Regions from separate parts of the Homo sapiens genome. Here region 1 is linked to region 2. Evidence: chromatin contacts called from ENCODE Hi-C or POLR2A ChIA-PET data. All regions are on one chromosome and are shown on one strand. Each heading gives the region's core, a stretch centred on a gene start or an enhancer-like site at or near the end of the contact. The rest is flanking DNA. Distances are from core to core; before and after follow the strand shown. Region 1 overlaps PDE8A (phosphodiesterase 8A). Region 2 has its middle 20 kb from the start of WDR73.

Region 1 (5,220 bases), core at 145-2,644, 390 kb before region 2:
GCATAATAAACGGTTACTGTTTAATGTCACTAAGTTTGGGGTGGTTTGTTTCACAGCAATTTAACTGGAACAATAGTGCTAGGCATAATCTGCTAAACTGATGTCATGACCCATTAGCAGGCAGTTTGACAAACACGGGTTCAGAGGTCACTAATTCCATATTTGAAGCCTGGCACTCAACAGTGCTGAGTTTCCACTATTGAATCTGTGCATATTCATACAAGTTGAAATTTTTGCAACTAGGGATGGATGGGATGGGTGTAGTGGGGTAAAGCAGATTACAGAGTGTTTTGCCCCATATATATGGTCAGCATCAAAAAGGCGTGAGACTCACTGGGACCAAACCTGAAGCTCAAAGGTGGGCCACATTGTTCTGGCCCGAGTCTCAAGGTGTTCCTGGCTTCCTAAGGATAACCTGATGTCCTTGTGCCAAAGCAGACACTTAAAGACTCCAGTGCCTTACAAAGACTTTTTGGTCTAAAGGTGGCCTATGTACCTCTATCCACTTCAACACTGTCAGCCCTCACTACAGTTTCAGGTTTTTCTATTAATGAATAACTTTCATCTAAATATAAACTCAGATTAATCTGTTAAGGATTAGCAGTCTAAAAAAGAGGGGGGATGATAAGAAGCATTTCTGGTAGATGGAGAGCATCCAGCAGGCCTGGGCCCAGAGAATTTAAGTGTAATTGGTTAACTGGGCTTTGGGTTTCTTTCTTTAAATGTCACTAGTTACGATAATAACATAGTACTGCCTGCCCCCACACCCCCTACCCACCCCCCTGGAAAAAACAGGAAATTCATGAATAGGACAGGACTCCCAGGAAAAAACGCCTGGGAATGGGGGCACTGAGGAAGCCTCCCAAATGAAAGGGAAGCTCTTCAAGCACCTCAAGAAAGTAGGTCACTTCAGGGAACTGGCTTCAAGGGAGTGCCCCTTAAAAGCAAAGTGATCCAGTTCAAAGGGGTAGTGGGAGTAAGGGTTGGGGGAGCCTCAAGTCAAAATTCAGGTGACTTCAAAAAAACAGGTCTGATCCAGGACTTATGGTGGCCTTAGGATGTGAAGAGCATAGTTATATTACATTCTTGGTGACCACAAAAGCAAGAACAAACAATTCTCAGTCTGAAACAGTGAAAGAAAAGGTTTATCTGATTTATACACAGCATGTTTGCTCCAACCCATAATGGAAAAACACCAGATAAATCTAATTTGTTTGTTTTTAATCTGGATATGCTGTTGTTCAATGCACTTTTTAATGTGTAATGCACACAGATCATTGAGTTTCTGAAAAACTGTATCTGGAGCATTGGTAAGCTAAAGCCGCTGTTCAAAAGAATGACTAACAACCACAACAGCAGCGGCAGCCCCATTAACACATCTGAGCCAACAAACACCAGCATGAGACACACTAGAAGCAGAGAAACTAGAATGAACAAGTCCGAATTTTTGCCTGGCACATAGGTCACTCAGTAAGAGTCAATAGGGGAATGAAATGCATGGGCAAACTACTGGGAAATTTTGGGCAGCTAAGGAAGACTAAGAACAAAGAAGTTTCTTTTGACCCCCTCTGCTGAGGGTAGAGAAAAGCAAAAGGGAAGTTAATGTAACAAAAAGCCTACGCAGTAGGAGTAATAGAGGGTGAAAAGAAAAAAAAAAAGCCTAAGCAAGATGAAAGACTGACTGGCCCACATAGAAATTAGTTGGTCACTAAAAGAGAAACAACCTGCATGGAACTTGGCTAAGGCCAAACTAAGAAAGGGGCTTGTAACTTCAGAAAAAGATTCAAGATGAGCTGACAAAAGAAAGTCACCTATTAAGGAGAGAAATTACAAACTAGACCAAATTCACTTCTTAAATGGCAATTTCATATAGTTCAACCAAATATATGCCAGGTACTGTGCCAGGGATGCAAAGATACAGTCCCTGCTTTCATCAAGGAAGTTATGGTCTAGGGGAGGGAAGGACAGCAGACGATGATATGGTATGATACCTGCTAAGTTAGAGATAAGCATAAGGAACATAGGGACAGATAGACGGATCAGAGGGTTCAAGAAAGATTTCCCGGAAGAGGTGATCTCAGAGCTCAGTCTTAAAGGGCCAGCAGGAGTTAGCCAGGTAGAGAAGGTAGGCAAGGGAGCTACAGGAAGAAGAAATACAAGCAAAGGCCCAATGACCAACTTTTTTTTGGAAATCTGAGCAAATTCCACTCTTCGTAGCATCAAGACATCTTTGGAGGCTGTGGACAGCCAGTTCCACCAAACCTCCAGGTCCAAACCATCCCTGATCCCTTGGCAACCAAAATGCCATCTTTTAAGTGTGTTCATGCCATCTGGCCTCAATACTTCATTCCTGCTCAACTCTCCCTCCTTCCCTGAACACTTGGAACACTGTCATCCCCCCTCCACCAATGTCCTCCCATCAACCTGGTGGTGTCAATGTCCACATAAATAACCCATCCACCAATTTCAAGTTTTCTCACAACCCAGTGATCTTCACCTTACCCTGCTCCACTCCAGCCCCTCATCAGCCAGAACTGTCCCATGATGAAAATGCTAAACTCCAATATTCTACTCTCTAATATTCCTATGCTGCTAGCAATCTTGAACCTAATTCCTCCTCCAATAATTCTCTGACCTTCTCAAGACATTCACTCTTTTACCCTCTCTCCAATCCCACCTCCCCAGTTCTGTATAGACCACCATGGAGTCATAAACCACGTCTCCAAACAAAGTCCAACCCTCTTGTCCCACTCTCTGTTCTCCTACCTCCCTGGCCTTCCCACCACAATATGTGGCAAAGCCCCATCCCCAACCAACCCAATTATTTCCTATGCTTCTCCACCTGAGCTGATAACCACTGCGGGAGAAAAATAACAGAGCCTTGCAGACTGAGGCCACCAAGAATTCATGGTCTCTACCACCAGAAGCCTAGAAATCCTTTGGTGAACCCCAGACAATGCTCTTATTCCCCACAACACTTTCCCTATTCAGCGACGTCCTCAAGACGTGTACCTGCTAACTCTTAGGACATAATCTCACTCCTATTTCACAAAGCAAAATGAGGCAATTAGGGAACAACTCCTTCAAATGTTTGCCTACTCATAACCTGAAAAACAGTACTGTTCCCTTCCCTTCATTCCTTCCAACTTCCTCCTGAGTGTCCGTTCTCTTGCCAAGAGCTAACCCCATTACCTAGGTCTACCTTTTCAGGGAAACTCCCTTAACAGTCCCCTCTGTCTTGATCGTTAATCTCTCCTACTGACTCTGTCCCTTTAGCATGTAAACATGTTCATATATCTTCATCTTCCATTCAACAAAATAAATATTCTCTTGATCCCATTAGATATAAATCTGGCTAGGTCCGGTGGCTCACGCCTGTAATCCCAGCACTTAGGGAGGCCAAGGTGGGCAGATCATCAGAGGTCAGGAGTTCGAAACTAGCCTGGCCAACATGGTGAAACCCTGTCTCTACCAAAAATACAAAAAAAAAATAGCCAGGTGTGGTGGCATGCACCTGTAATCCCAGCTACTCCGGAGGCTGGGGCAGGAGAATTGCTTCAACCCGGGAGGCAGAGGTTGCAGTGAGCTGAGATCACGCCACTGCACCCCAGCCTGGGCGACAGGGGTGACAGAACAAGACTCCATCTCAAAAAAAAAAAAAAAAATTTTGCATATATATGACACTACCATGCCATAGCCCCTTCTGAAAAATGCCGCCTTGCCTGGTTTATTCTAGTTAATATGATCTATGTCAGACATTACAAAAAAAAAAAAAAAAACACTTCCAATACCCAGACAAAGCTGCCTGGGTGGACTGGTGCTAGAGCTAGAGAAGAGCAGACAGGCAGAGGCAGGGTGCCCCGTCCAGCATGGGTGAGAACTCGACCCATCCAGGTCCTGTCCAAACAGATATAACAAAATGTGAAGCACCCATGTCTTTGGACCAATGCTGAGATCTAGCTGCCCTTTTCTACAAAGCTGCTGTACATCTCAGCTGAAAAGAACTAAGACAAACCCCAAATGGCTGAATAACAAGCTGTCAAAACATGCTACCCATGAGTTAAAATTCACCATTTGGCAACTATCCGTGGTATTAGCTATTTCAGACAAAAATGACCAATGAATGTTAAAACTAGTTGGTGAAAGCTTAATGATTAAGAGAATTTGTATATAGTCTTAAAATACTTCCCCATAAGATATTTATTCATTTCAAAGCAGAAAATACTAAGGAAACCTGGCAGGCACCACCTTAAGTGATCACAGTGAAAATCACCAGTAATGGAACAAACAGATGGAATGTGCCTTCTGATATGATGCAGTAAGGAGGACACGCAACCTCCCTTTTGTGGTATTCCCGCCAAACGTGCACAGCCTGAATCTATCACAAGAAAACAGGAGACAAAGCAAACATAAGGAAAATCCTACAAAATAACTGTTCCGTACTCTTCAAAAACATCTAGATCTCAATGGACAGGTACTTAAGAATTGCCTCAGGCTGAAGACTAGAGAGACATGATAATTTAATGTGTGATCCTGGATTGGATATGAGATCAGAAAGTAACAGTATTTTTTTTTCTTCTGCTGTTGTCTTAGTCAGTTTGAGCTGCTATAACAAAATACCTTAGACTAGGTAACTTTTTTTTTTTAAGAGCCAGGGTACTGCTCAGTTGCCTAGGCTGGAGTGCAGTGGCACGATCATAGCTCACTGCATCCTTGAATTCCTGGGCACAAGCAATCCTCCCACCTCTGCACTACCACCACCCCCAACCCCAGTAGCTAGGACTACGGGCAAAGGCCACCATGCCCAGCTAAATTTTTAATTTGTCTTTAGAGACGGGGTCACATTATGTCACCTAGGCTGGTCTTGAACTCCTGGCTTCAAGCAATCCTCCCACCTCAGCTTCCCAAATTGCTGAGACTACAGGTGTGAGCCACCACACCAGGCTTGGACAATTTATAAACAGAAATTTATTTCTCACAGTTCTGGAGGGTGGGAGGTCCAAGATCAGTGTCTGGTGAGGGCCTACTCTTCATAGATGGCACCTGCTATGTGTTCTTACAAGGCGGACAGGAGAACAAGCTCCCTCAATCTTCTTTTTTAAGGGAACTAATCCCATTTACAAGGTCTCTGCCCCCATGACCTAATCATCTCCCAAAGGCCCCACCTCTTAATACCATTGCATTAGTGATTAGGTTTCAACAAGAATTTTGGGAGAATAC
Region 2 (5,277 bases), core at 1,938-4,437:
AGAGTACATGGCTCTCAGCTCCTCTTGGGGACTAGCCCAACTGGGTTCAGACACAGAACAGCCTTTCCTCCCCCTCTTAGTATCTGCTTTGTCCTATCAAAGGAAGGTTGGTGAAAAACCAAAATGAAACATTTCTTTTTTTTTTTTTTTTTGAGACGGAGTCTCACTCTGTCGCCCAGGCTGGAGTGCAGTGGCACAATCTCAGCTCACTGCAAGCTCCGCCTCCCAGGTTCAGGCCATTCTCCTGCCTCAGCCTCCTGAGTAGCTGGGACTACAGGTGCCCACCACCACACCCGGCTAATTTTTTGTATTTTTAGTAGAGACGGGGTTTCACTGTGTTAGCCAGGATGGTCTCGATCTCCTGACCTCATGATCCGCCCGCCTCTGCCTCCCAAAGTGCTGGGATTACAGGCGTGAGCCACCATGCCCAGCCAAAATGAAACGTTTCTAAAATGAAAGTTTTAGGTTTTCCCCTCCATATCCATCTAGGTACTGACTGTCAGGGTTTTATGATTTTGTTTTTCAGGTTTTTTGTTTGCTTTTTGTTTTTTTGAGACAGGGCCTCGATCTGTCGCCCAGGCTGGAGTGCAGTGGCGTGACCTTGGCTTACCGCAGCCTTAACCTCCTGGGCTCAGGTGATCCTCCCACCTCAGCCTTCTGAGTAGCTGGGACTACAGGTGCCTGCCACCATGCCCGGCTAATTTTTTTTTTTTTTTTTTTTGTATTTTTAGAGGAGACGGAGTTTCACCATATTGCCCAGGCTCATCTCTGAACTCCTGGGCTCAAGCAATCCACCCACCTCAGCCTCCAAAGTACTGGAATTACAGGCATGAGCCACCATAACTGGCCTTGTTTTTCAGTTTTGATAACACACCTGAGTCATCTAAATTGGTCTGGGGACACTTAACTGTTTTAAGGATTACTGCACCTTAGTTTAACCCTACCCTTTTGCCCTTCCCACCAACCAGACCTAAAATCTGTCTCCAACTGTAACCTATTGGGACCGGTAATCTCTGACTCACATAAGGAAAGGTGCTACAGGCTCCCCTATGTTGTTTTACAAAACATGCCAACCGAGGTCCTTCTTCACTTTGGAGGTGCCCATTTAGGATCCCAGAAATTCATGCGGTCAGCCTGAGGTCAACACACCAATCTTCTAAGTAGAAGGGAGCTGTACCTTCTACCCCACTTTCTGCACTCACAGAGTACTTCTATGCCCTCCCCACAGAAGGGTACTTCCTTCCTCCCCACACTGCTGCTACTTTTTTTTTTTTTAAATCTGATTTTGCACTTTTTTTTTTTTCTAAGCTAAACATCTTTCAGTACAGGTAAGAAGACTGGCATCACATCTGGGAAGTGCCTTAACAGATATCTGAGGAGTTACTGCACATTAAGTCGGTAACAACACACTTCGGTTTCAAGGCGTATGTAATCTTCCCTTGATGCTCTTCAACAGAGACAAGGTTCCTGTCTGTAGATCAAATAAATCACAGTATTAGGAAAAAAAATAACAGCAAATTTGGAAGTACAATCAACTTAAGGAGAAGCAAAGGAAAAGACTTAGAAATGGGACATTATTGTCTACATCTAGAGGATACATGTATCTGAAAGCTTAAGAAAGCCCTTATCTTAGGAACTTGAAGCTGAGGATAATCTCAAGTTCACTTAGTGCCAGTCACTTTAGTTTTTAAAAAAATTTAACTTAAACCCCAGCCTAGGCAACATGGTGAAACCCAGTCTCTACTAAAAATACAAAAATTAGCCAGGCATGGTGGTATGTGCCTGTAGTCCCAGCTAGTTGTGAGGCTGAGGCGGGAGGATTGCTTGAACCTGGGAGACAGTGGGGTTGCAGTGAGCTGAGAATGCACCACTGCACTCCAGCCTGGGTAACAGAGCAAGACTCAAAAAAAAAAAAAAAATTAAACTCTTCTTATTGTGTCTTTTTCCTTGTAAGACATTAACTAAAAGTTACTGGTAGTAAATGGTGACTGTTTTACAATTGGGTTTCATTATTGACAATATCAAAAAAAAGCAGCAATCTTTAAGAGTTCAAATTAGTGTAAGATAGGAAGGACTGCAAAACAATCTGATTTTTCAGTTGTAATTAAAGTGCTCCTTTTCTTATTTTAAGTAAAATAAAATTAATCAGTCACTGGCAACAATCATTATTAAGAGGTCTTTTAGGGCAAAATTTAATAGTATGAAGAGGTTTACAAAAATAGATTGACGTTATTTTGAGAAATACTGTAATTTTTTCTCAATTCAGTTTTGATAAATTGTACCTAATCATAGAAAAATTATTCCAATTCAAACTTGACATATATTAAAAAAGTAGAGATGAAATTAACTCAGCTACGTAACAGATCTGGCAAAATATAAGAATGAAAAAAATTCTACACAGGGCACTTATTTCATATCCAGAGGTAAAAACATTTTCTATTAGTAGCTTATCTTCTTCCTGTAAGCAATCACAGATTCTAAGTTGATCATGCGGTACAAAGTCACAGCAGTCAGAATCTTCTGTTTGATGCAACACACAAAGTTGTTTGTTTCCTTACTAAAATGCGAACTGGTTGTCTATTTTTCTTTATCCCATTTATTCGTATTCACAAATTAACAAATAGCGTCAACAATTATTGTAGGTGAAGTGGGGTATTGCTGGATCAAAGGCTCTATAAGACGTCTTTACTGACTGAATCTGAAGGTTTATTGAGTTCAATCCTCACACCTTTTTCACCTGTTAGATATTTTACTTTAGCTCGTGCTCTCTCATCTGCATCAAATACCAAACAGTTATTGCGTACTTTGTAGCATATGCTGGTTGTACTTCATGAGGGTTGCGATGGTCAGACCAGAAAAACAGCAGTCTATCAAATTTGGGTTCAATGTCAGCAAACTAGGCTTTACCTTCTAGAAAAATTCGAAGTATACCTCCACTTACCTTGGCATCCCGTTCTTTAACGTAATGTAATACATTTCACACGTCTTCCGTCTCCATTTGGATTATCAACATGACGTACATAACCCGTTCCATTGACCGGATAACAAGCAGCCATGGCTTTTGTCCGGCCCGGGGACGCGCGAGGCGGGGACGCGGCCGCCGCGGGGTCGGCCGCGGACTTGGCCTTTGCCTTGGCTGCGTCCCCGGAGGCGCTGTCCCGGCGCCTCGCTGCCTTCCTGGCCTCCAGGGCCCGGTCCCTGGACGGCGGCGCTGCAGCGGGCGGCGCGGGGCCGGAGTCCTGGTGAGGGCCCCCTCCGTGGCCGAGGGCGCCCTCGCTGCCCTGGCACACGAGCTTGTGCTTCTTCCAGTCCTGGCGCTGGCGCTCCTTGCAGCAGAAGGAGCTGCGGCTGCAGCGCAGCAGGTTCTCCATCTTCCCGCACAGCTCGCAGTACTGCCGGTCTCGCTCGCTCGAGCTCGGCTCGCCGGGCCCGCAGCTGTCATTGGCCATGGCGACCGCAGCTGAGCAGGAGGGGTGCGGCCGGACGGCCTCGCCCGAGGCTGGGGAGCGGAGAGAGAGATAGGGGCCGTCACTGCGCCATGCACCCGCTACCCTTGACTCAAGGAGGCTGGCACCCAGGGCCCTCGGCCGGGTCGCTTCCGAGTCCTAGGCTCCGGCGCAGCGCAGGCGGCCGCCTCAGCGCCTAATCGCCGCCGTGGGCTGAGAGAACGCGGCCTGTGCGGCGAACGGCAACCCGGGCTCGGGCGCGCGAGCCTGCGGAGCGCAAGACCGGCCCCCTCGGCTGCCGCCACCGCCTCAGCGTCCCGGGCGGCCCGGCCCAGGCTGCGGAGGAGCGCAGGGTAAGCGGGTGCCGCTCGCTCTGCGCATTCTGCACGTACACCACGGTACGGCGGCGACCCGGCCGTGCGGCGCGCGTGGGCCCACACTGCGATTTCTTATCACTCTTGCGGACGGGCTAGAGTTCGTTCTATTTTGGGGCTGTGCTTCAACTGTTCCTCTGGTTCTGCTGTGAACTTCACCATTGCCTGGAACAGACAGATTCTGTCTGTGCTTGCTTCGGATGGATGTTTAGAGAACTCAGTACTGATCCTGAGGGCTCCTTCTTTGAGAGCACATCCTGTCCCTCTTCAAGGACTGGAAGTGGTCAAAATTCTGTAGGGACTAAAACTTAAACATCCCAAACATAAAAAAGCAGAGGAAAGGTTGGGTGCAGTGGCTCACGCCTGTAATCCCAACACTTTGGGAGGCCGAGGTGGGTGGATCACAAGGTCAGGAGTTCGAGGCCAGCCTGGCCAATATGGTGAAACCCAGTCTCTACTAAAAATACAAAAATTAGCCGGGCGTGGTGGTGGGCGCCTGTAGTCCCAGCTACTAGGGAGGCTGAGGCAGGAGACTCGCTTGAACCCGGTTGGCGGAGGTTGCAATGACCCGAGATGGCACCACTGCACTCCAGCCTGGGTGACAGAGCGAGACTCCCTTTCCAAAAAAAAAAAAAAAAAAAAAAAAGCAGAGGAAAAAGCCAGTCTTATGCAAAAGCCTGCAACAGCAGTAAAGACGGCAGACATGTGGAAGGCTTTATGGAGATAAGGCCATGGACCACTGCATCCTGGCCACCCAGCTCTCTGGGGACTGCTCCTACCTGCCTTGCCAAACCCTAGGCAAAAAGACATAGGATAATTCAGGTGTTTTGCAATAGGCTCAATAATGTCGACAAAGACCACCGAAGCCGCTTGCCTCTGGCTGGCTGCTACAGAGTGAGAGCTGTTCTCCAAAAAGACATCCCTGTCACATGTGCTCCTCCCTGATCACAGTGAGGCTCATACCATTTTAAGCAATTTTCTTATTTAATGGCAGGGACGGACACTCAGAGCAGCCAATGTTGTGCATTCTCTGAAGAGTCAGCCTGAACTTGGAAGGAAAGTTGCAGATACCATGACCACGAAATAAGCAAATTCCAGTTTAACATCAATAGTGAAGTATGCCCACACTGCTAGTAACCCAAGGCAGCTCTGTCTCTCACATACCTCTATTTTAACTGTTCGGAACTATGTTTTTATAGCTCACCTCCAGCCTCTGTCTTCCAGGTTCTTTCTGCAAGTCTTCCACCAGGGCCACTGCCTCCTCTCCACTCTCCGGATGCTGCTGTCTGACCCAGATCTGGATCTCCTGGAGAAGGACAGTCGGGAACTGTTCTAGGACCAGCAACTCCAGGATCTGCTCTTTTGTACACTTCTCTGGCCTTAGCCACTGACAACAGAGCTTCTGGAGCTGGAGGAGGGCCTCTCGGGGTCGTGATGCTTCTTGGTAACGGAAATGC

Evidence for each region. Hi-C counts contacts between places; a loop is a spot of excess contacts on that map. ChIA-PET counts read pairs that join two places held with the same protein, here RNA polymerase II (POLR2A). Pooled maps may share reads with other maps.
Region 1: a pooled map shows a loop between it and region 2 (2.2-fold over the local background). The contact joins two enhancer-like sites. A Hi-C loop is called at or near these places in 3 of 50 pooled maps. POLR2A ChIA-PET finds 5 or more read pairs at or near these places in 6 of 52 experiments (B cell, GM12878, H1 and 3 more).

Annotation. Positions count from the first base shown.
Region 1 is chr15:85,020,986-85,026,205 of GRCh38, reverse strand. All of the region lies in intron 1 of PDE8A (phosphodiesterase 8A), which reads right to left. Among named protein-coding and RNA genes, the nearest start is that of PDE8A, 42 kb to the right of the region's middle. Within about 2 kb of position 1,394, at least 5 of the 41 ENCODE cell types and tissues checked have a DNase peak (open chromatin) inside an H3K27ac peak, as active enhancers do.
Region 2 is chr15:84,632,046-84,637,322 of GRCh38, reverse strand. It overlaps the pseudogene SCAND2P and the pseudogene EGLN1P1. Among named protein-coding and RNA genes, the nearest start is that of WDR73, 20 kb to the left of the region's middle. RefSeq lists silencers at 3,036-3,115, 3,586-3,935. Within about 2 kb of position 3,187, at least 6 of the 41 ENCODE cell types and tissues checked have a DNase peak (open chromatin) inside an H3K27ac peak, as active enhancers do.